3 separate regions of the Homo sapiens genome follow, and regions 1 and 2 are each linked to region 3. Evidence: chromatin loops called from intact Hi-C (ENCODE). Cell type or tissue: mammary epithelial cell. All regions are shown on one strand.

The links. A loop is a pair of places that touch in the nucleus more often than their neighbours do. Peaks named below come from ENCODE experiments on the same cell type or tissue, not always from the same donor. Only the 100,000 strongest peaks of a DNase experiment are listed, where the experiment ranks them.
Region 1: it touches region 3 in a loop (7-fold over the local background); 4 of 110 quality-filtered maps call a loop at or near these places.
Region 2: it touches region 3 in a loop (9-fold over the local background); 2 of 110 quality-filtered maps call a loop at or near these places.

The regions. Positions count from the first base shown.
Region 1 is chr11:121,826,130-121,834,129 of GRCh38, forward strand. No RefSeq gene overlaps it. Among named protein-coding and RNA genes, the nearest start is that of MIR125B1, 270 kb to the right of the region's middle. In mammary epithelial cell, no CTCF peak of the experiment used is centred here; a DNase peak (open chromatin) is centred at 3,292; H3K27ac peaks cover 983 bases.
Region 2 is chr11:121,867,487-121,875,486 of GRCh38, forward strand. It overlaps LOC107984402 (a long non-coding RNA gene), which reads left to right and starts at 1,836. Exons shown (of 3, transcript XR_007062925.1): 1 at 1,836-1,981. In mammary epithelial cell, a CTCF peak has its summit at 3,319 (motif pointing right); no DNase peak of the experiment used is centred here; H3K27me3 peaks cover 227 bases.
Region 3 is chr11:122,198,862-122,206,861 of GRCh38, forward strand. The region is part of intron 2 of MIR100HG (mir-100-let-7a-2-mir-125b-1 cluster host gene); the gene reads right to left. Among named protein-coding and RNA genes, the nearest start is that of MIR100, 51 kb to the left of the region's middle. RefSeq lists an enhancer at 4,319-4,528. In mammary epithelial cell, a CTCF peak has its summit at 4,248 (motif pointing left); DNase peaks (open chromatin) are centred at 3,620 and 4,490; H3K4me3 peaks cover 1,151 bases; H3K27ac peaks cover 1,936 bases.

The DNA of each region.
Region 1 (8,000 bases), 370 kb before region 3:
GGAGACTTTAACACCCCACTGTCAACATTAGACAGATCAACGAGACAGAAAGTCAACAAGGATACCCAGGAATTGAACTCAGCTCTGCACCAAGCAGACCTAATAGACATCTACAGAACTCTCCACCCCAAATCAACAGAATATACTTTTTTTTCAGCACCACACCACACCTATTCCAAAATTGACCACATACTTGGAAGTAAAGCTCTCCTCAGCAAATGTAAAAGAACAGAAATTATAACAAACTATCTCTCAGACCACAGTGCAATCAAACTAGAACTCAGGATTAAGAATCTCACTCAAAGCCGCTCAACTACATGGAAACTGAACAACCTGCTCCTGAATGACTACTGGGTACATAACGAAATGAAGGCAGAAATAAAGATGTTCTTTGAAACCAACGAGAACAAAGACACCACATACCAGAATCTCTGGGACACATTCAAAGCAGTGTGTAGAGGGAAATTTATAGCACTAAATGCCTACAAGAGAAAGCAGGAAAGATCCAAAATTGACACCCTAACATCACAATTAAAAGAACTAGAAAAGCAAGAGCAAACACATTCAAAAGCTAGCAGAAGGCAAGAAATAACTAAAATCAGAGCAGAACTGAAGGAAATAGAGACACAAAAAACCCTTCAAAGAATCAATGAATCCAGGAGCTGGTTTTTTGAAAGGATCAACAAAATTGATAGACCGCTAGCAAGACTAATAAAGAAAAAAAGAGAGAAGAATCAAATAGACACAATAAAAAATGATAAAGGGGATATCACCACCGATCCCACAGAAATACAAACTACCATCAGAGAATACTACAAACACCTCTACGCAAATAAACTAGAAAATCTAGAAGAAATGGATACATTCCTCGACACATACACTCTCCCAAGACTAAACCAGGAAGAAGTTGAATCTCTGAATAGACCAATAACAGGCTCTGAAATTGTGGCAATAATCAATAGTTTACCAACCAAAAAGAGTCCAGGACCAGATGGATTCACAGCCGAATTCTACCAGAGGTACAAGGAGGAACTGGTACCATTCCTTCTGAAAAAAAATCTTAAAACATCAAAGAACTGACAAGAGAAGCTGAAGAGAAACCAGAAATCTTGAAAGGAAAGCTGACCATGGAAGCTTATTTTCTTCCGAGGGTACTCTTGCACTTTTAAACTATTGTTTTGATGTAAGATGAGGATTACAGAGATAAAAATCCAGGGTTCAAACAAGGTGAGAAATCTAATAAAAGACAAAACAAGATGGTTCTCAATTGGTGGTTTTCTTGGGCACCCGACAGAAGAAAATCCAAGTACTCTATGAAGAAAGCCTGAGATCATTCCAATGACTTTTTTTTTTTTTCCCGGAGTAGAAAGGTCATCACAGGCTGGGCGTGGTGGTGCACGCCTGTAATCCCAGCACTTTGGGAGACTGAGGCGGGTGGATCACCTGAGGTCAGGAGTTCAAAATCAGCCTAACTAACATGGTGAAACCCCGTCTCTACTAGATAATAATAATAAGAAAAAATTTAGCCAAGCATAGTGGTGCATGCTTATAATCCTAGCTACTCGGGAGGCTGAGGCAGGAGAATCGTTTGAATCTGGGAGGTGGAGGTTGCAGTGAGTCGAGATCATGCCATTGTACTCCAGCCTGGGCAAGAAGAGTGAAACTCCATCTCAAAAAAAAAAAAAAAAAGTCATCACACTGCCAAAGATAACCAAGCCTATAAGAAAACAAATTGACATGCATAAGAACCAATAAAAGCAAACAAAAAACAAAAAGAAAAAGTCTTGCAGTTATTTCAGATATTGGAATATCAGAGAAAGCCTATAAAATAGACATGTTAAATATGCTCAGAGAAATAGAAGACAAGTTTGAAAATGACTTCAAGTAATAGGATACTATAAAAATGATATCACAAATTTGATGAAAGAGCCAAATAGAGAACCCCTGGAAATAAAAATGCCATAACTAGTGTTATAGCTCTTTTAGAATTTGTCCCCAACCAGATAAATAAAAAGATATCTATACCTAGACGCATCATAGGAAAACTGTACAACACCAGAGACAAAGAGAAAAATCTTAAAAGCAGCCACAGCAAAAAGATATATTATCTTTAAAAGAATAAAAGTTAGTCTGAAGTTGACTTCTCAGTAGCAACAACAGAAGCCAGAAGATAGTGGATTATTCTCAGTTTGATGTAGTAACTGCCAACCAAGAATTCCACACTCAGGGAAAGCATATTTCAAGATAAAAGTAAATAATTCAAGATAAAAGTAAATAAAGTTATTTTTAAATAAACAAAAGCTGAGTTTGTCATCAGCACATTTTCTTCAAAGGAAATTCTAACACGTGTTCTTCATGCAGAAGGAAAATTGCAGATAGATGTTCTAAGGTACAAGAAAAAATTCAGGGGCCAGGCGCGGTGGCTCATGCCTATAATCACAGCACTGGAGAGGTCGAGGCAGGCGGATCACAAGGTCAAGAGATTGAGACCATCCTGACCAACATGGTGAAACCCCATCTCTACCAAAAATACAAAAATTAGCTGGGTGTGGTGGCACGCACCTGTAGTCCCAGCTACTCAGGAGGCTGAGGCAGGAGAATGGCTTGAACCTGGGAGGCGGAGGTTGCAGTAAGCCATCACACCACTGCACTCTAGCCTGGCAACACAGCGAGACTTCGTCTCAAAAAAAAAAAAAAAGGAAAAACATCAGGAAAGTAGTAAATATGTGGTAAATGTAACTTAAATTGGAATAATACTAACTTCTGGAGATTTTTCAAAAATCACAGAATTAAAAAACAGGACAACATTAGCATATTCATTGCAAAGTGTCTGGAGCAGCCTCTTATGGACCTGAGGTGATTATCTTGAGAAGAAAATTGTGATGGACACAAGGAAGCAAAAGGGTGATCTCTTGAATGAAGAGCTGGCTGATTGAAAGCAAAAGGCTGAAGTGTCCTTAAGAAGAACAACAAAGCCAGCTTCTCTGCATCAGGGCAAAGAACGTGGAGGAATAAGATGCTTGGGCCAGTGGGACCAGAAATATGAAAACAGGAGAGGATGGGATGAGGACACTCAGAACATTAATATTTCCCCACAAATTACTCATCTCCTGTGGAGGGACTCCATGACGTTAGGGTTACTTCCTGTCTTGTTTTTTTTTTGACTGCCTGTGATCCACACTGAGCTGAGCTGCGCTGTGGAAAAGGCACAGCAGACAGACTGATGCAAGAGGGCTAAAAGAAGATGACATGTCAGCAGCATAAACATCAGTTTCAGAATCTGACTGGCTGCTAGTGTGAAAATGTCAGAAGTGAGCTCTGCCCCAAGATGTTGAGGAGGTGTGATGTTAATGCTGATGACACAGATGGAGTCAGCATGAAGCTTTGGCAGCAGCATCTCCAATACAGCTCCAGCCTTCTGTGGGCTTCTGACTGCTTGAGTCATTGTTACAGAGATGGCTGAACATTTCACCCCTCATCTTGTGGTTTTTGGTTATGGATCCAACTGTTCAAGGAGCTGGTGTGAACTGATTCCTAAAGCTAGAATTAGACCAACTCTGCTGTGGGTGTGATGGGTCGTGGTGGGGAAAGCACTCAAATCTAACTTAGAATTCTCTGATTACTTCACCATCTCCTTCAGTAAGTACACTGTCAACTCCTTCAGGGAAGAATGGTATTCTTTATCTTCATATCACCTGGCACATGTAAGTGTCCAATAATAGGTTTTTTTTTTTCTTAAGTGACTAAACCCCTATTAGGTTGCAATAGTCGAAATTCAGATTTGATTTTGTACAGTATCACTGGCATCTCTATTTTCTCTTTCTCCTATTCAACACCTTTTGGGGAGGACATTTGGTATTATCAAAATTTGGGGGGAAAGTTTGATGTCTTTTTCTTTCCAAGTAGTCACTGGCCAGAGTCATAAAATTGTTTTGTACTAGGATTGTGTTAGTCTTTTTTACATCATCAAGGTAAGGAGTGGGTCTGCTCATCAGTTTTAACCTAAGAACAAGGCCAGGCAGTCCAACTTTGTCAACATTAATGGGTATTCAATCATTATAGTCAAAGAATTTTCCATCGGAGGAATTTGAAAACTATGATTTATCAGCCAAAAATCTACCTACTGGTATTGGAGAGAATGAAAATAATGACTGGGCTGATGTCATTTTGTATTCTTTTCCTCCATTCTTAAGGGTTGGAAGCAAGTCTGAAAAATATTTTCATGGGCAGAACGAGTTAATAATTGATTATTAAAAGGGTCTCCTCTCTCCTCTCTCCCCTCTCCTCCCATGACCAACTCTGGAAATGAGTTTATTTTCTTCTTAATCTCAAATGATTTGGTCACCAGTAATAGTACTATGCTATTGTTTCTCAGGCATACCAAGGACTAGTACCCTTAGTTAGGGTAGTCAGCAATTTAACAACGTCCTTGGTTTTGAAGAAAGTCTCCAGCCTTGGATAGATAAAGCAGATGGATTTTATTATGACATTTTCACCTTTAATTGTATGTTGGTTACAAAGTGAATTTGGGTAGAGATAATAAAGATCTAGGAGAGAAGATATTGCAGTAGAAAGTGAAATCCCAGAAGCAAAGGTGCCAAGAAGAAGAGAAAGTGCCAGGCCTTGGAGCTTTCAATGAGAAAATGCTCCATGTTACTAAGTCAGGTAAATACCAAGGAACTGTCCTCTACACATTTTGTGATGGTTAAGAAAATGCCTTTGGGAGGCCGAGGCGGGCGGATCATGAGGTCAGGAGATCAGACCATCCTGGCTAACACAGTGAAACCCCGTCTCCACTAAAAATAGAAAAAATTAGGCGGGGCATGGTGGCTCACGCCTGTAATCACAGCACTTTGGGAGGCCAAGGCGGGTGGATCACGAGGTCAGGAGATCGAGACCACGGTGAAACCCCGTCTCTACTAAAAATACAAAAAAAAAAATAGGGGCATGGTGGCGGGTGCCTGTAGTCCCAGCTACTCGGGAGGCTGAGGCAGGAGAATGGCGTAAACCCGGGAGACGGAGCTTGCAGTGAGCCGAGATCGCGCCACTGCACTCCAGCCTGGGCAACAGAGCAAGACTTCGTCTTAAAAAAAAAAAAAAAAAAAATCAGCAGAGCATCTGTAGTCCCAGCTACTCCGGAAGCTGAGGCAGAAGAATGGTGTGAACCCAGGAGGCGGAGCTTGCAGTGAGCTGAGATCTCGCCACTGCAGTCAGCCTGGGCAATAAAACGAGACTCCGTCTAAGCCAAAAAAAAAAAAAAAAAAAGAAAAGAAAAAAGAAATTGCAACTTTTCATCCATGAAACCAACTCTTAGTCAAATAGTCAATTTCATGGGTTTACATCTAAACCCATGAAATGGGTTTTAGATGTAAAACACAATAACTTTATTTTAAAGCAGAGGATTCGCAGGACAGAGATTTTGAATGGCTTGCCCACTATTTAGTGCCCAAATTATGATCAGAACCTAGTTTTCCAGTCTATTACTTAATTCACAGTACCTGCTGATTTTCTACTTCACAAAGACAGTGTGGAACACTTTATAGATTAAAACAAAAATATTGAAAAGCAGTGTGTTAATTATCCTTTCAAAAGGCTGGAAGACGTATAATAGATAGGTAGTAGAGTGGTTAAACTTGAGCTTTGATAGGCTGGGTTCATGCTACTTCCTAGCTATATAACCTCAGGTAAGTTCTAAAATCTCTTTAAGCTTTTTTTTCTTTTCTGTGAAATGGTGATAATGAGTGTATCTATCTCAGGGTTATGAGATTTAAGTGAGACAATGCATGGAAAATGCCAAGCACAGAGCCTGGCATGTATCATCTCATTCAACATGCTGGCCATTATTTTGCGTGCATGCACAATATGATGACTTAGGACACCTTGGTTGCTCTATGCAATTGTTGAACTGCGTGCAGAACAGTCTTTTCTCCTTTTAATTTTCTGGCCTGTAATTGCTCCACACTGGCTTCAGCACTTGTTGGGTGTCCTTTCTTAACAAATTAGTGATGATTGGACAACCAATAGAAAAGGTGAGTGATGGCTTAAGATATTTAATTATAAAATAAAGACTTGGTACCTTAGAATTGAAGTGATCCTTGGAGGTTATGTAGCTCAATAGTCCTCGAAACATCTTCTGTATATTACTTCAAGGTAAAACAAGAGACAAACAATAACAACAAAAAGAACCCATCTGAATATCTTAGGTCTCCTCCCTCAATTTATTTTGATCTTATTTATGTCACAGATAATATTTACTGAGCACATCCCTTGTACCAGGCATTGTACTATATGGCCTATGGGTGTGATCTCAGTTAATGCTCACAGTAACCCTGTAAAGTTGTGCTATTTTCATCACATTTTAAAGATATGCACACTAAGGTTCAGAGAAATTGTGTCCAAAGGCAATTTGCCTTTGGACACAAGAACACCATGATTTGAAGCTAGCTCTATTTGACTTCAAATTCTATGCTCTGAACCACTTTCCACACAAAGAACAAACCTTGAATCATCCTTTCTGGATCATATATATGCTTATTTGCCCAAATATGCCTGTTCGTGATAAATTCAGACAGATGAGATTTGCACTAAGGCAAATTTAAGGTGATCTCTCATCTAATGCCATAAATGCTACACTTCCTTTTACCTGTGAAAAAATAGCCAGAACTTTGGCTTATAGCCTATCATTGAGTTAAACAAAACAAAACATAACAAAAATATACCTGACTAGCTGCAGACACCACTGGCGCCCATATTCCCTACCTAGGGGCCTGAAGACTGGCCTACCTGACTTGCTGTTGCCATTACTGGCACCACATATCCCACCTGGGGTTCAAAGACTGGTCCACTAGGGGAAAGCCATCACCACTTCTGGTGCCCCGACATGTCACCTAAGGGCCTGACGACTAGCCCAGCTGGTGCACCCCTCCCCAGAAAAGCCACATTATAAGCTCCACAAACAACCACAGCCTAAGCCACTCAGGAACTCAAGGACACTGCTGATGCTGATTACAGCAGAAATGATCATTTGGTGACTACACTACAATGCCCACCCAGAACCAAAGCCAAAGCACCCTACCCAACTGACATTATAAATACATCTATAGGAAAACATCTCTCTTTATGAAGCCACTCTATAAACTTGGAAGAAGAAAAAAACTGCACCAGATTCACAGATATTAATATAACGACACAAAAAACATGAAAAAGCAAGGAAACATGAACACTTCCAAAGGAACACAATAATTCTCCATTAACAAACCCCCAGAGAAAATAACATTTATGAAATGTCTGAAAATAAATTCAAATAATGATCTTAAGAAAGCTCAGTGAGATATAAGAGAACACAGATAAACAATACAAAGAAATCAGGAAAACAATTCATGATCTGAATTAGAAATTCAATAAGAAGATATGTATGGAAAAGAGCCAATCAGAAATCCTGGAACTGAAAAATTCAATGAATCAAATAAAAAATTCAATCAAGAACTTCAAAATTAGACTAGATCAAACAGAATAAATAATTTTTGTACTTGAAGATAGTTAATCAGAAAAAAAAGAAAAAGAAAAAAGAATGAAGAAAACCTATGTGAAATATGGAACTCTATCAAGCAAACAAACTTTCAAATGTTTGGAATTTCAGAAGGAGAAGATACGGAAAAAGGCATAGAAAACCTATTTAATAAAATAATAATCGAAAGCTTCTCAAATCTTGGAAGAGATATACACATCTACATAGAGGAAGCTGAAAGATTCCCAAATAGATTCAACCTTAAAAGGTACTCTGTGAGGCACATTATTGTCAAACTGTTGTAACTGAAAGACAAAGGGAGAATGATAAAAACAGGAGGAGAAAAGCAACAAGTCATGTATAAGGGAATCCCCATCAGACAATTGGTGGACTTCTCAGCAGAAACCTTACAGGCCAGGAGAAAATGAGATGATATATTCAAAGTGCTGAAAGAAAAGAACTGCCAGCCAAGGATATTGTCCACAGTAAAACT
Region 2 (8,000 bases), 330 kb before region 3:
CTGGGTTCACGCGATTCTTGTGCCTCAGCCTCCTGAGGAGCTGGAATTACAGGTGCCCGCCTCCACGTCCAGCTAATTTTTGTATTTTTAGTAGAGATGTAGCTTCAGAGATAGGGTTTCACCATGTTGGTCAGGCTGGTGTCAAACTCTTGACCTCGAGTGATCCACCCACCGCAGCCTTCCTAAGTGCTGGGATTACAGGTGTGAGCCATGTGTGTAAGGTTATTTAAATGAACTAATTTAACCCTTATGACAATCTTAAGAGAGACGTATTGTTATAATCCCCACTTTACAAATGAGGAAACTGAGGCAGAGAGAGGTTCAATAACTTGCACAAAATCACACTGCTGGTAAGTGATGGGAATGAACCCAAACACTCTAGGCTTTTCATCAATGGGTAAACCCTATGGCCTATGCTATGACTGAATACAGATCAGAGGCTAGCCGTGCACACCCAGAGCAGAGTACTGAGCCACGTATCCAGTCGCTACAGATTCAGACACCACCTTCTCTAATGAACTAGTGAAATCAGCAGAGAGCTCATAACCACATCTACTTTTACAACTGTGCCCTGAGCTTCTAGAATGCTTTCTATCTGCATGGCTTCCTGTCAAATGTAGCATCCTTCAAGGCTGAGCTCAAAAGAAAACTTCAATGGGTTTGGTTCCTTCAGAACCAAAATTACTTTTTTTCATCTTTCCCAACCTTTTACTATTTAATCTGGAATACTGTAGTTTTTCCAAAGCTGCCTTAAATTAAAGCAATGTCTTTCCTCTCCCAGTATCAAGCCCTGGGAGGACTGAAAGTGATTTTTTTTTTATTTTTGTATCCCTCACCTCACCTAGCATGGTGTTTTTCGCCTTCAAGGCACTCAGTAAATATTTATTAGCCTAATTTGACTGTAAATAAAATATATTGCAAAATGCACTGTAGTGGGTTTCAAGGAACTTGAGTTCCAGACTTAGTTTTGTCATCAATTAGCTGTATACATTTTGGCAATGTATGTAACCTCTGTGAGCCTTTGTTGTCTCATCTGTAATTGGATGTGATAATCTCTGAGGCCTCATGACCCTTATGGAATAGGCTATTCTTTGCTCTGAATTTTTGTATACAAAAGGTTTTTATTTTATTTATTATTATTATTATCATTATTGAGATGGAGTCTTGCTCTGTCACTCAGGCTGGAGTGCAGTGCTGCGATCTTGGCTCACTGCAAGCTCCGCCTCCTAGATTCACGCCATTCTCCTGCCTCAGCCTCCCAAGTAGCTGGGACTACAGGCGCCCACCACCATGCCGGGCTAATTTTTTATCTTTTTATTTTATTTTTTATTTTTAGTAGAGACGGGGTTTCACTGTGTTAGCCAGGATGGTCTCGATCTCTTGGCCTCGTGATCCGCCCGCCTCGGCCTCCCAAAGTGCTGGGATTACAGGCGTGAGCCAGCGCGCCCAGCCAAGGTTTTTAAACAAGTCCCTAAAGGGTGTTTCATATATTCTGAGATCACTCCCGGTAAAGACCCCCTGCTGAAAGAGAGTGGAAGGAGCATCCCACCACCTGGGGCAGTTGAAGCCCCTGAGTTGTGCTGTTTTAGGGAAGGTGATTGATGGTAAAGTAGAGAACACTGATAAATTACAAAGCATTCATCTAATCAAAATCAACCCATGGTGTTAAGTCTTGATGTAAAATAATACATTAAGAATTAGTGGAAAAGCTCTGAAATTGTTGACTCGATTTTCAAAATAGTTATTTTTCGGTAGGTAACAGATGCACAGCTTATAAAATTTAAAAGATTTTTTAATACTTTTGTTGGAAATACCGATTTTGTCTTTTTTTTCAGGTTATTTGGATGAAATGCTTATTTCTTTTTTAACATAAGCATTGACTGGAAATATTGGTTATTCTGTCTGATATTACATGAAGGTCAGATGCCCTCCATGCAACCATGAGGTCGGATGGCAGTTTGATGCTGAACCAGCAAACAAGGTAAGGGTGAAATTGTCATCTGCATTGTACAGAATGCGAAGCCAAGGCCTCGAAACAGGAGATAATTTAGACAAGGTCACCTAGAGGGATGCTGGAGGAACCGAGTTTGGAAAGCCAGCTAGCCTGACTGCCCATTCATCACGGACATTATCTTTCTTCTTGTCTTCCTGCTCAGCTTAGTTTATTTAAAAGGGAAGCACACTGCAGTTCTAGGGTCAGGCCAGGCCCGCCTGGTGGCTCAGCACCTGCCTGCAAAGGTAAGAAAGCCTCTCCAGCCGAGGCTTGTGAATGGTGTCAGGGAAGAGTCAGGTTCTCTTTGGAGAAGAGCCCGTTGGGATCTTTGTTCCCAAACAGGTCCCATTTCCTCATGTTTATTGAATTCTCTCAATCACATACTTGATCACTGGGTCCCAGGAAGGGGGGCTGGCTAAACTGAGAAAATGCAAAGTTGAACTTTATTTACTCTTGATAAGAGGACCAAAAGGAAGTTAACTTTTTACCCATTTTATTCTCAAAGCTATTGAAAGAATTATGAAATCTACTCGAGAGCAAACGTGGAGGTTATTCACAAAGGCGTTCATAATGAACTAATTTGCGGATCTTTTGCCCCTCTTTCACTTTCTGCAGAAATGAGAAGGATGACTTTTTTTCCTCTGTTTGTGGCTCTGCAGGCCGTCAGGGGACCCCACTCCTTTCTCCCTGCAGGCTTCCTCTGCCACTTGCTACTCCTTTGTACTCGTTCCACCTGGCAGTCTGAGGAACACAAACTAAAATGCAGGTATTGGTATCCCAATAAGAGGCTGTGAAGACAGTTCAAAAAGGGAAGTTTTGAGGCTGGGATTCTGGAGAAAGGCATTCATCTCCCGGTAGGCCCAAGTTCACTTCCTTCTCCACTACAGAACTGCCTCGATGCGTTTGAGAACATTCTGTCCTTATTGTGAATGCTGACTTGCTCCAATCAACACATTTCTTTAACTCCTTTAAAACCAGCTTGTTAGAGCTGTCTACAATGCCGTGAGGTTCCAACTTCCTCTGATTAATTAGGAGGCTCAGAAATGTGTGAGTATATTTTAGAAACTGTACTGTGGGTGCTTGTAGCAAGTTCACTTATTTAATATTTCATGGTGAGCTATTTTCTACTCTCCAGATAGATTGTGGGAAGGGGCCCTTTGCCAGCCATAAACATGTGTTTTAATCTCTAGTCCTTTTTGGCATGTGTTGCTGACCTACTTGCCTCAACTCCCTACCCTGTTTCCCTCCCCTTCAGCCAAATAAGAAGTGAATAAAGCAACAACATGGGAGAACCATTGTTCTTCAGACATGTACCAAAAGGGGGCACCGCTAAAATTATCTAGGCAACTTGGATCCCAGGCTCCCTTTGGAGAGGAAAGCTTTTGGGATATGTGCCATGATGATTTATTACAGGTGGCAAAAATACTTGTTATATAACACACCGCTGACATTTCTGCATCCCTGTTTTGCAGTAATGCTAAAGGCCAGCACATTCCAATCAACCTAGCCTGGGCTTGGGTGTTTCTTCATCTCCTCAGCTACCCATGTTCTGTTTACTCTCTAGGTGGCCAATCTAATCTACTTTATTTTGCATCTCATAATTTTATTGTCAGATGCAACCTTGTTCTGAAGTCTGGGACTGTCCTATGAATCTTTTCCAGTTTCCCCACGATAGTTCATTGATTCATTTACCCAATAAATATGTATTTGTAATTTCCATGTGAGGTGTTCTGTGTTCGAGAATGAATAAGACAGGCTGGGTGTGGTGGCTCACATCTGTAATCCCAGCACTTTGGGAGGCCGAGGTGGGTGGATCTCCTGAGGTCAGGAGTTCGAGACTAGCCTGGCCAACATGGTGAAACCCCGTCTCTACTAAAAATACAAAAATTAGCTGGGTGTGGTCACGCATGCCTGTAATCCCAGCTACTCAGGAGGCTGAGGCAGGAGAATCACTTGAACCTGGGAGGTGGAGGTTGCCGTCAGCTGAGTTCGCACCATCACACTCCAGCCTGGGGGACAAGAGTGAGACTTTTTCTCAAAAAAAAAAAAAAAAAAAAAAAAAAAAGAATGAATAAGACAGATACATCCCCTTCTTGCCTTTGGAGTGTCTTGTCTAACCTGGGAAATGATCTTTGAACAAAAAATTGTGAATGTGACTAGTGTCATGCTGATATTTAGGGAGCTTTAGGAACAAATTAGAAGAGACCTAACCTAGACTGCATATGAATCAAGAAAGGCATCCCTAACAAAGTGCCATTTAACATGAGACCTGAAGGGAAAGAATGAGCAAGGAAATGATTTCAGGTACTGAGGAATAACATATGTGAAAGTTCTGGAGTAGAAAGGTGTATGGCGTGTTTCAAGAAATAGAAGACCAGTGTGGCTAGAGCATAATCAAAGGTCATATGAATTTGGCATTTTATGTACCTGGCAATGTTCAAAGCAGTTTAATTTAGTTAACCTTCATAACAAGTCTATGATGAGAAAACTGAGAACTCAGAGAAGTTAAGTAACTTGCCCAAGGTCACAGAGCTAGGAAATTCCACATCTGGGCTGTGAGCCAAGACAATCTAGTTCCAACCCTGTCCTCTGAATGCAGCACTGAACTGCAGAGAGAGCAAAAGGACAGCAGATGAGGACCACATCACACAAATCAGAAAAAGAAGAGGAGGCCGGGCGCAGTGGCTCACGCCTGTAATCCCAGCACTTTGGGAGGCCGAGGCAGGCGGATCACGAGGTCAGGAGATCGAGACCATCCTGGCTAACACGGTGAAACCCTGTCTCTACTAAAAATACAAAAAATTAGCTGGGCTTGGTGGTGGGCGCCTGTAGTCCCAGCTACTCGGGAGGCTGAGGCAGGAGAATGGCATGAACCTGGGAGGCGGAGCTTGCAGTGAGCTGAGATAGCACCACTGCAGTCCGGCCTGGGGGAAAGAGCGAGACTCTATCATCTCAAAAAAAAAAAAAAAAAAAGAAAAAGAAGAGGAAAATCATTTAAGTAAAACATCTTGGACAGCACTGAAAGGGAAATACAGCATCCAAGTCTTTTAAATACTGACTTCCTTTTCTTTCTTCAAATGGAAAATTAGAGGAACCCACTGAGAGACTCGCTGTAGGCTAGGCACTGTGAGAAAAACAAGAAGCAGTCAAATTCATCCTCAACAGGTTAGTAAGGTCTACATAACTTCAAAGGACACAAGAGGTTAGTGTGTGATAGACAGCCGAAGGATTCATGGAGCAGGCTGCACTTGAAGTGGCCCTTATAGGGATAATTAAGATACAGCCTGGTGGAAGCAATGGAATGGTTTTAAGTCCATTGTCTATCCCTTTTGCATTCTTTCTTTTTTTCAGCATATACTTGTTATGTACCTCCTACATGCCTGGTCCTCTGCTAGGAGTTGAGGGTAAAGCAGTGAATTGGACAAATAAAATAGAAACCAGTATCCACAAGGGCACAGTGATGGGTAAGTCTGTGATTGTGGGTGATATTGAAGAAGACAGTCTGGTTGGCGCCAAGGGCTGTGTTGAGAATAAATAGGGCTAAGCTTTAGAGGTGGGTGATGAGGGTAGAGGAGATAAAGCAATTGACTGCTCAGATTTCTAACTGTCAGAATCAAGAATGGGAATTTCCGGCCTGATACAGTGGGTCATACCTGTAATCCCAGCACTTTGGGAGGCTGAGATGGGAGGATCGCTTGAATCTAGGGGTTTGAGATCAGCTTGAGCAAATACAGTAAGATTCCATCTTTAAAAAATAAATAATGGGGATTTTTTTTGTCTTATAGATAATGGAAAATGATTGCTAGTTTTTGAGTTGGGAAAAAAGTAATTAAAAGAGTTTCTGGAATGATTTGCCTGGCATCTGTGTGCAGGCTGTGCTAAACATAAGTATTAGTATGTGTTAAGCCAGGTAGAAGGAGTCTCCAGGAACAGAAAAGTAGGGTGAAATATTATTTACTCTTCTCACTTGTCCTGAATATGCTTTAAAATAAAAATGCTATGGATTAATAGGTTCTGTCATTCTTGAAGATTAAGATCAAACTAGTTTCTCTTGATTTCTAAAAGTAGACAGGACTTCTGGCTGATAGCATGAACTAGTTTTATTAACCAAAAACTGCCTTCAACTTGGCACCTCTTCAGCCAGAAACAAACATATTATTCACCCTGGACTGCCCTGAAAAGGGTAAGAGAAATGAATGTAATTTAAGGAGACCATCCTTAATTAAAGGAGCCACTTGGCAAATTCCAATGGCTGCCTTGTTTTGGCTGCATCTTTTTTTCCCCTAAACTTTTCTCTTCTTTTTTCATTTTAATACACTTTTCCCAATTGTCCTGTTGGAACCTTTACCACATTTGGGTTTTACCTGGTAAATTTTGATTTAATCTTTGGCGGACGCTGCTTCAGGTTGACTGTAATTCAGGGACTGGCATGTACGTTGTATCTTGGTGCCAGAGCATGTGGGGCAGCGGATGGCTCTGGAGCACTGAATGCACCCTGTTGTGTGGCTCCAAGTTCTCAAGATGCCTGTGCAGTGCCCTGGCATTTCACTGCAGCCAGAGGGGCAGCTGGGGTGGATTTCTTTTTTTTTTCCTGGCATTTGCAATTTAGGACCTACCTTCTCTAAGTATCCTCCCTGAGTGGGTTTTTCTGCACTCCACATGTATATTTTCACATTTTGCTGATTGGTAATATTTAATGTGTGGGTAGAAGTGCTGTGGCGATGAGTGCTTCCTATAGTCAGACAAATCAAAGCAAGAATGATTGTGCCATTTTAGTGAACAAATTGCTTTGTCCATTCTACCTCTTGCAGAGCTAAGAGGATGCAGTGCGTGCACGCGTGCACACACACACGCAAACACACGCTCTGTTCTTTGCCCTCAAGGATTTTTTTTTAATAGCACACCAGAGCTCTGGAATTGGCAGGGACTTTATAAATGATAAAATTTATCCCCATTCTTTATAGACAAGGAAATTGAGACCTAGACAGGAAAGAGGCATGTATGCCAAATGCCACAGAGCGAGCAGGGGGTGCAGAGATTAGAGTACAGATTCATGCTGTGGCCTAGGGTTCTCTGTATACTTCACCACCTAAAATTACCACACTTTTAAAAAGGAGGAAACCTGGACTTGCAAGATTGATAACTTGTAGTGTTGTATTTTAAAAGCAATGAATTTAGAAGAGTTTCACAGATATATTTCTTTTTTTTTTTCTTTTTTTTTTTGTTGAGTCTCACTGTGTTGTCCAGGTTGGAGGGCAGTGGTGTGATCATAGCTCACTGCAACCTAGACCACCCAGGCTCAAGCGATCCTCCCACTTCAGCCTCCTGAGTAGCTGGGACGACAGGTGCGTGCCACCCTGCCTGGTTAATTTTTATTTTTATTTGTAGAGACGAGGTCTTGTGATGTTGCCCAGGATGGTCTTGAACTCCTGGGTCCAAGAAATACTCCCACCTTGGCCTCCCAATGTGCTGTGATTATAGGCATTAGCCGTTGCACCCGGCCCTTAGAAAGGTCTTGAACTCAGGTCTCTGGACTACCAAACCAGAATCATCTTATGGGAGTGGCATGTGGGTGGTGTTTAGATGTGCTTGGAAAAGCAGTGGTGGAAAGAAAACCATTCAAATATTCTCCAAGCACCATACTCTGAGTCCTGAACCCCTTCAAGCCCTGACCTCACCATCCCCAGGAATTCTGCTGGCTGTATTTTTCTTAAACATTTTAAGAGACTGCAGACATCATGGCTCAGGGTCTGTTGAGATAGACTGCTGAATAGATATTCTGACACAGCCCTTCTGGTTATGGTAGTGATCATTCCCCTGGTACCATGTTGCCATGGTCAGAGTGCATTACAAGAGAAGGGTTGTCTTGAACCTGCAGCCTCCATCCTTCTCATTTGCAGAAGCCCCACTGCCTCGAAGAAAGAACTGCCCAGGGCCGCCCACTCTAGCACCTTGTTCTCATCTGTCTTCCCTTGACAACAGTCCGTATGCTGAAATAGTCTTTCCC
Region 3 (8,000 bases):
TGAGATACCATCTCACACCAGTTAGAATGGCGATCATTAAAAAGTCAGGAAACAACAGGTGCTGGAGAGGATGTGGAGAAATAAGAACGCTTTTACACTGTTGGTGGGACTGTAAACTAGTTCAACCATTGTGGAAGACCATGTGGCGATTCCTCAAGGATCTAGAACTAGAAATACCATTTGACCCAGTGATCCCATTACTGGGTATATACCCAAAGGATTATAAATCATGCTACTATAAAGACACATGCACACGTATGTTTATTGTGGCACTATTCACAATAGCAAAGACTTGGAACCAACCCAATGTCCAACAATGATAGACTGGATTAAGAAAATGTGGCACATATACAACATGGACTACTATGCAGCCACAAAAAAGGATGAGTTCATGTCCTTTGTAGTGACATGGTTGAAGCTGGAAACCATCATTCTGAGCAAACTATCACAAGGATAGAAAACCAAACACCGCATGTTCTCACTCATAGGTGGGAATTGAACAATGAGAACACTTGGACACAGGGTGGGGAACATCACACACCGGGGCCTGTCATGGGGTGGGGGCAGTGGGGACAGATAGCATTAGGAGGAATACCTAATGTGAATGACGAGTTAATGGGTGCAGCACACCAACATGACACATGTATACATATGTAACAAACCTGCACGTTGTGCACTTGTACCCTAGAACTTAAAGTATAATTTAAAAGAAGAAGAAAAGTCGGCAATTTCTTCATCAGTTAAGTGAAGATAATAATACCTATTACAACATAACATGGTCAGACTTTGTAAACTCTAAAGTGCTGTTCAAAGATTAGCTACTGTTATAAATTCAAAGATGAATTGTTTTTTTTTTTTCATTACCTAACACAGGGGTTGGCAGACGCTTTTTGTAAGAGAATGATAATAACATTTTAAGATTCGTGGACCATGTGGTGTCTGTTGTAACAACTCCATTCTGCCTCTGTATTAGGAAAGCAGCCAAAGACAATATCTAAATGAATGGATGGGCTTTGTTCCAACAAAACTTTATTTATAACAGGTAGTGGACCAGATTTGGCCCATGGGACACATTTGCAAATCTCTGCCCTACTCCTTTGGTGAGAACGAAACACTAGAGGCAGAGGGGAATATCTAAACTCTGTTTGTGGCATGAAGAGTAATATAGTTGGGTTTTGTGAACAGTTGCCTTGAGGCTTTCAAATATCTTTTTAAGGTACTCTCTTTAACATTAGAGTTTTAATTTTGTACATTATCACCACCATCTTCATCATCATCAATATCATTCTGTACCTATCTGAGAAGTATTACCAAGAGAGGTATAAAAGAACCCTAGTTTTCTATACCTATCACTTGACCATACTCTGTTCTGGGAAAGACAGCTCTGATTATTGTTAAAGAAAATATCAATCATACTTGTGGTGAAAGGTCGCTACATTTTTTAACAAATTGGTCCTTTGAGCAAGATGAATTTTAATGGATTGGTTTATTAACCTAAAGGTTGAACCAGACTGAGAGTAACTGAATGATTTGCTCATAATTAGTATTATTTATAATTATTTTACTTGGGAAAAAATATCACCTTAAATGTCAGGATGTTTTTTAATTGCTTCAGATGAGATTCAAAATAATTGACTTCGCAAATTTATTTTTAAAAACTCATTTAAAAACATCTGAAGCTGTTGACAGTCTGTCTAGAAGAGGCAAGATATTGATATTCATTACTAGGAACAGGGCAGAAATTGATCCATCATTTTTTTAACCACATGAATTGTGCATTGTGGTCACTTCTGGACTCTGAAATAGCTGCAATGCTGATAGAGTGATGCGTTTGTTCCTCTCCCCCATTAAATCTGCTATCTAAGCGAAGATGCTGTGTGTGTGGATGTAGGTATTATGTTTCTTGCTCAAATACATATTTACATATATTTTTATTAAAAGGGGAATAGGCACATGGGCGAAAAAAGGATGTATATATGTATTTAGTATTTTTAGAAAAATACAAATAGTCTATGTACACATTGCGCATCCATTCATGTGACTTACATAGGATACTAACTTTTTGATGGTGAGTAGGTATATGACAAATTTAGCATCTTTATAAATATTTGATTTATCAGTTGATTGGTGGAAATGAAAAAAAGTAAGGGACTATATTAACAGCTGGGGAAAGACAGCTTTTCAAATAATTTTAATTGTGCAATACGGGTAAATCACTAGTAAGAAACATGCAGCAGAATAATGACTATAAAACCTTATAATTATACAGCACTTGGATAGTCAGGAACTGTTGGTGTGTGCAGTATAATCACATGTGCTCCTTACATCTATATTTGGATGCACGAAGGAAGGATGGTAACAGTTTCATTTGACAGATGAGCAAGAGAAGTCAAGTGATTTTCCCACCATCTACATTGCCTTCCCCATACACCACATGGCCTCTGGAACCCGAGCGAAGGGTGAGTGCATCTATAGGCATCAAAGCCAACTTCAGTCTTCGCAGGCAGAATCAACCAGCCAGATCCAGTGTGCAGAACCCAATTTTCATCCAAGACATTTCAAGGAACTAAGTAACAAATGACCCAGACCAAAAACAAACAAACAAACAAAAAAAAAAGCAAACACATTTCAGGCAGTGAATATAGTGATGGGATGATTAACTGATTAACAGAGTCTCTTATTTGCTTCTTCCAAGCATATTTAGTCTGATCATGTGCCTGAGACATGGTGTGACATTTGCTCTGGCAGCAGTGTCCAGGACACAGACAAATCACTCATCAGTCAGGTAGCCAGGCAGACACCATCAATCATTATCTGCATGTTTGAGAAATACAAAACTGTAGCTGAGGTCGGGGAAAAGAACATTTGATGGTGGCTAAAAGGTAAGTATACAAAGATTCCTATTTATCTCCCAAAGAGGTTACTCTAACATGTGCTGTGGAAATAGAGTCATAAATTCTAAATTTTCTCACAGATAGGAGGTTAAGGCTAATATATCTATATAACGTATATGTTATATATTATCTGATTCTTCATATATATATATATATATATATATATATATATATATATATATATCTCCACAGCTCAGTAGGCAAACCCGCTGTTGAGGATAGGAAGAATATATTAACTGATTAATTATTATTAATGCCATCTTTTATTTAACTAGCAATTGTAATCTATTAAGAGCATTCATTCACACTATCTGACTTATTCAACCCTCAGAAAAACCCTGTAGGGCTCATAAGTAATATATTATTATCTTCCTTTTATAGACAAAGGAAAAGGAAACTCAGATATTTCCTTTCTTAAGCTAATCTCACCAGCAAGTGGCAAAGCCTGGACTAGAACACGGAATTTCTGACTCCTATTCCATTACCTAGAGCGACTGTGGAAGAGCCGAAGGAAGAAAGGGAAAGTGTGAAACATGAGTTCCGAGCAGAGAGGACCTGAAAACACACTCAGACCAGAATTCCTTCTAGTTTGGGTTAAAGTCCGGAGTGGGTGTGGCTATACGACACACAACCAGAATGATTAGATTGACTTTCTGGCACACCTACTCACTTTGAATTTTCTTGTGCAACTGAGCCTTTTGTGTCAATCTCCCATCCTCTCCTGCCTTGTGAAGTTTCTGGGGTGGCCGAGTTGGAACCAACTTCAAACCCTCTTATGTCTCTGATTCACTTTCCAAACCCTCCCTCTCCCACTCCGTGGTCAGCCTTTTGTATCACACCCTGCAAACATTTTTTTCTTTTGCGCTCCTTTGGGACTCCTCCCTCTTCTCTCCCTCCATCTCCCAACTCCTCTGCACTGCCTTTCCCCTTTAATCTCTGCTGACCACCTTTTGTGAATGCTCCATCCGCTCCTCCCCCCGTCACGACTGTCCTCTTGCGGGTACCTACCTGTGTGCTCTGCAGCCACACGCACCTCCTGGTTGCCCCTCAGATGTCTTGGTTCTGTCTGTCTGATGTCGCCAGCCTCCACCCGGGGCCTGTGAGCTGTGCATGTCTTCAAGCTCTTTGTTACTATTCCTCCTTAATTTATAATGCTAGGCAAATAACAACACACAATAAAAGATGATATCAGCTGTGTTTCTCGCCTGCAGCCTCCAGAAGTGTTATCTTAGACCCCATCATTGCAACAAAGAAATCTCTCAGTTGAGTGAGTGAAAACCAGTTACAGGACAGGAGGAGAAAACTTCTGCGCTTCCAAAATTCCGCAGCCCCAGCTGCCCTCCGGCGGCTCCCCCTTGTGGGAGATGTGGGGCATAGCAAGGCAGTGCCCAGTTGGGACGGTGCCTGGGTGGGAGGAGGGCGAGAGAAGAGTGCTCGCACTCAGGGATGTGCCCCAGAGGGCGTGGGGTCCGGTTCCGGCCACGAAGAACAGCCTCTGTGTGAGTTGCAGGACTGAGGTCCTCTGCAATTTCTCAGGGAAATACTTCCGGGAGACGCAGTCCTCAGTGCCTGGAGGTCTCTGGGTCCAGGTGAGTGTGGTGTGAGTAATAAGCCTGCATGGCTTACGCGCTGCATGGGAAGTCCTGTATCACAATCACAACGTATCATAAAGTCGGAGGTTCACACAGGGCTGTTCCGAGAGGTAAGGCGTGGTCTCCAGTCTCTGAGTAAAAGACTTGATGGTCCAGTCTCCTGGATTCTCTTGCCACCGTGGACACTTGGCCTTTCGGTCCCTCTAGAGCTCTGGACACATACTGCTCCCCACCTTAGTGAAAACAGACTGTATGTCCAAATAGTATCTTTCTCCAGAGGAACACGGTCTCATTTATACTAACCCACCCTGGCAGATATCACTGTCATCCTCCTCCTCCTCCTCCTCATTTGAGTGTCATACAGCTTCTTTTGCTTACGGTTATTATTGTTTTGTTTTTTAATCTTTATTACTGTAGTGTCTATGTTGCTTATGGAGAAACAGCTCATGAAGTAGCTGTGGTTTTTAACAAATGGAGCTTTATTATTTTATTCCAAGTTCAATCTTCACGTATGGTTCAGTATAGAGCTGCCACCAACATCAGAAAGGTAGTGGAGTTTAATAGAGTCCAGTGGAAATTGGTCTGAGATTTGTTTTGCTGAAATTAAGGACTCCCTTGCCAGGACTGCTGGAAGAGTCAATGAGACAATATGACGTGGCAAAACAAGCTCTAGGCTTCAACAGATCTAGACTCGATACCTATCTCTGCTACTTATTTTATGCTCAATTAACTACTCTCACCTCAGTTTCTTTGTCCATAAAATGGAGTTAACTTAGTTTCACAAGCAAGATCTCACAACTGGTATGATGGCAGAATGAAATAATACGTCACAAACCACATGCTCACCTACAGTTCAGTGGCAGAGCACGGTTGTCATTCTGGAAAGTTTCTTTGTTTGGATTCCAGTAACTGTGCTGATAAATAGAGAGCATCCCACTAGGCCTATTGGTTGTTTCCTCCACGTTTGACATCATGACCAGTTTTCTCCTGCAGACTCGGTCTGGGTCTCTCTGTCTGTGTCACACCCAGCATACTGTTCTCACAGAGGGGGAGCCAATCAATACTCCTTAATGGTGTGGCTCAATGCCCTGTACTGAGGATGATCAGTGAGTGTCACTCCCACTTTTCTCCAGAGACAGGACATAGTCTAGACATACGGTGCAGGAGGAGGTCAGGAACCCTGGGTTCTGATCTTAGCTCCACTTACTAGTGCATTGGAAATGATACTTGAAGTTGCACGAGTCTCTGATTCTGCTGCAGCTACTTTATGAGCTCTTTCTCCATAACTAACATTGGTATTACAGGAATAAAGACAAAAGACAGCAATAACTTTAAGCAAAAGAAGTTGTGTGCCACTTAAATGATGACGATGATGATGAGGAGGAGGATGACAAAGCAGAAGAAAGTATGTCAATGATGATATTGCTATGAACCATAAACTCACTAAATATTTCTCAGACCTATGTTGGGCCTAGGGCTGAATATGAAAGGGTTAAACTGCCCTGAAGATAATTAAGCCCTGTTACAAACTCAAGTTAAAAAAAAACAAACAAAAACAAAAAACAAAACAAAACAAAAAAACAGCCATAAGGATTTAGAGAAATCAAGAAAAGCAGCAAAAACATTCCCTTTCACGCAAACAGATCTAAAACTGAGAACCTTTAGTGACAAGCCCGCTGTGAAAGATGGGATCAAAATCCAGAATTACTTCTACAGGAGTAAGTATCAGAGGGTCTGGAGCATACGTGTCCCCATCAGGGACACGGGGTCATGAGTGGAGAAACAGGAAAATGAGTGGTGAGGGAAGGAGAGTCTTGTTCCCCTTTGGATTGGCAGAGCATTCCATTCTGCTCTGCACCCGACACCAGGAAAAATGCAGGACCCAGACAATAGGACAACAAAGATGAAGCAACCGTGTCATGAGGAACTTGAAGAACTGGAAATATTTAGGCAGATAAAGATGCAACTCTGTAATTGCTGTCTTTGAATATTTAAAGGACTCTTAATTAGAAAAGGGTGGGATTTGCTCCACCCAGCTTCAGGAAATAGAATGAAACTAATGGAGAGACACGTCAAAGAGAAATATTTCCGATCCACTATAAGAAAAATATTCTGGTAGTTTAGTCCAGATTTGGAAAGGTCACTTTGTGTCTGGAGAAGGCTGTGAGGGCTCTGTCATTGGACATTCTTTGGCCAAATGCAGGGCCAGCCATGGAGGCTGCCTGCACTGAGACAACCTTTGGGGATCCTTCTAGCTCTTGGACTATTTGAGTCTATGAACGATCTGGGATCCAAAAGGAGAAACTAGACAAAAGAAGCATGTGACATCCTCACACAGAGCATTTTAACTCCTGCTGAGGGATCTCCTGGTCTAACACATTAGATGATCAGATAAATCCAAAGTGTGCTTGCAACCTTTTCCTCTCTTTCCCTTGAACAGCACTATTTCTTTAACTATCACAGGTAAGTCCAAGAGTTAGGTATCTCCCAGGTGGGGCAAATGGCCTTTAGTATAGTGGAAAACACACAAGAAAAGGCAAAACTCTTACACTGAATGATCAGTTTAAGGAGAATCGCAGGTTTTAAAAGAGATGATGTTTAGAAGCCATCTTATCAAATATCTCCCCCAATGTCTGAATTCCACCCATATCTTCCCTGATCGAGTGGTTGTCTGATCTCTGTTTGAACTCAGCCTCTGAAGTCAATTTGATTGGAGGCCATTCTGATTGGGCTCAAGAATAAGCAAAACACACACATAGAAAATGCAATCAGCAAGACATGGATGCAAGGGAAAAGGCACCTTTGGTATAGTACCAGAATACAAGGCAGAACCTAAAGCTAATTAGAATTTCTTGAAGTCAGAATTACAGTAAATTTTAAAAGCCCTACCTACAGTTTGAGGAGACATACTTGGGACACACAGTACCAGTAAAAATTGTAGGTGACGTTGTTGCCTTTTCTGCAATCTTTTGCGTCTATGTGTGAGCCTTACATGGCAGGCTGGGAAGGCATAAGAATAGGGGTAGGGGCGGTTGAAAGGGTGCAGGTTGCTAAAAAGGAAGGAACTACGGGGCTTTGGGCGGGGCTGGTATGTGGTATGCGTTTGGAGTTGCTTTCATGATATTATCCTGGACAGAGTTGCAAAAAAGGGTGCAAAGCCGATGAGGGTGTCAGATAAGAGAAATGGAGCATTCGAGAATTGACTTCTGATTGAGCAGAGGGAACACTGAGCTCAGACAAAGGAGACAAAAAGAGTTTAGGGATGAAGGAAAAGGGAGAAACATTTAGAGGTAGGAAGATGTGAAGGGAGAAACTGCATAGGAGGTCTAAGATATCTGGGACATTTCCAAGACCATCACGGGGTCTCAAGGGGCGATGAGAGGCAGGAAAAAGGGTAAATGCTGAGGAGGAAGAAGGAGGCCGGGCACTGAAAGATCTTCTGAGTAGAAAGAAACAGGAAGAAAGCTAGACCCATCATAAGACTTGGTGTCTCCATTTCCCGACTAGGTCACTT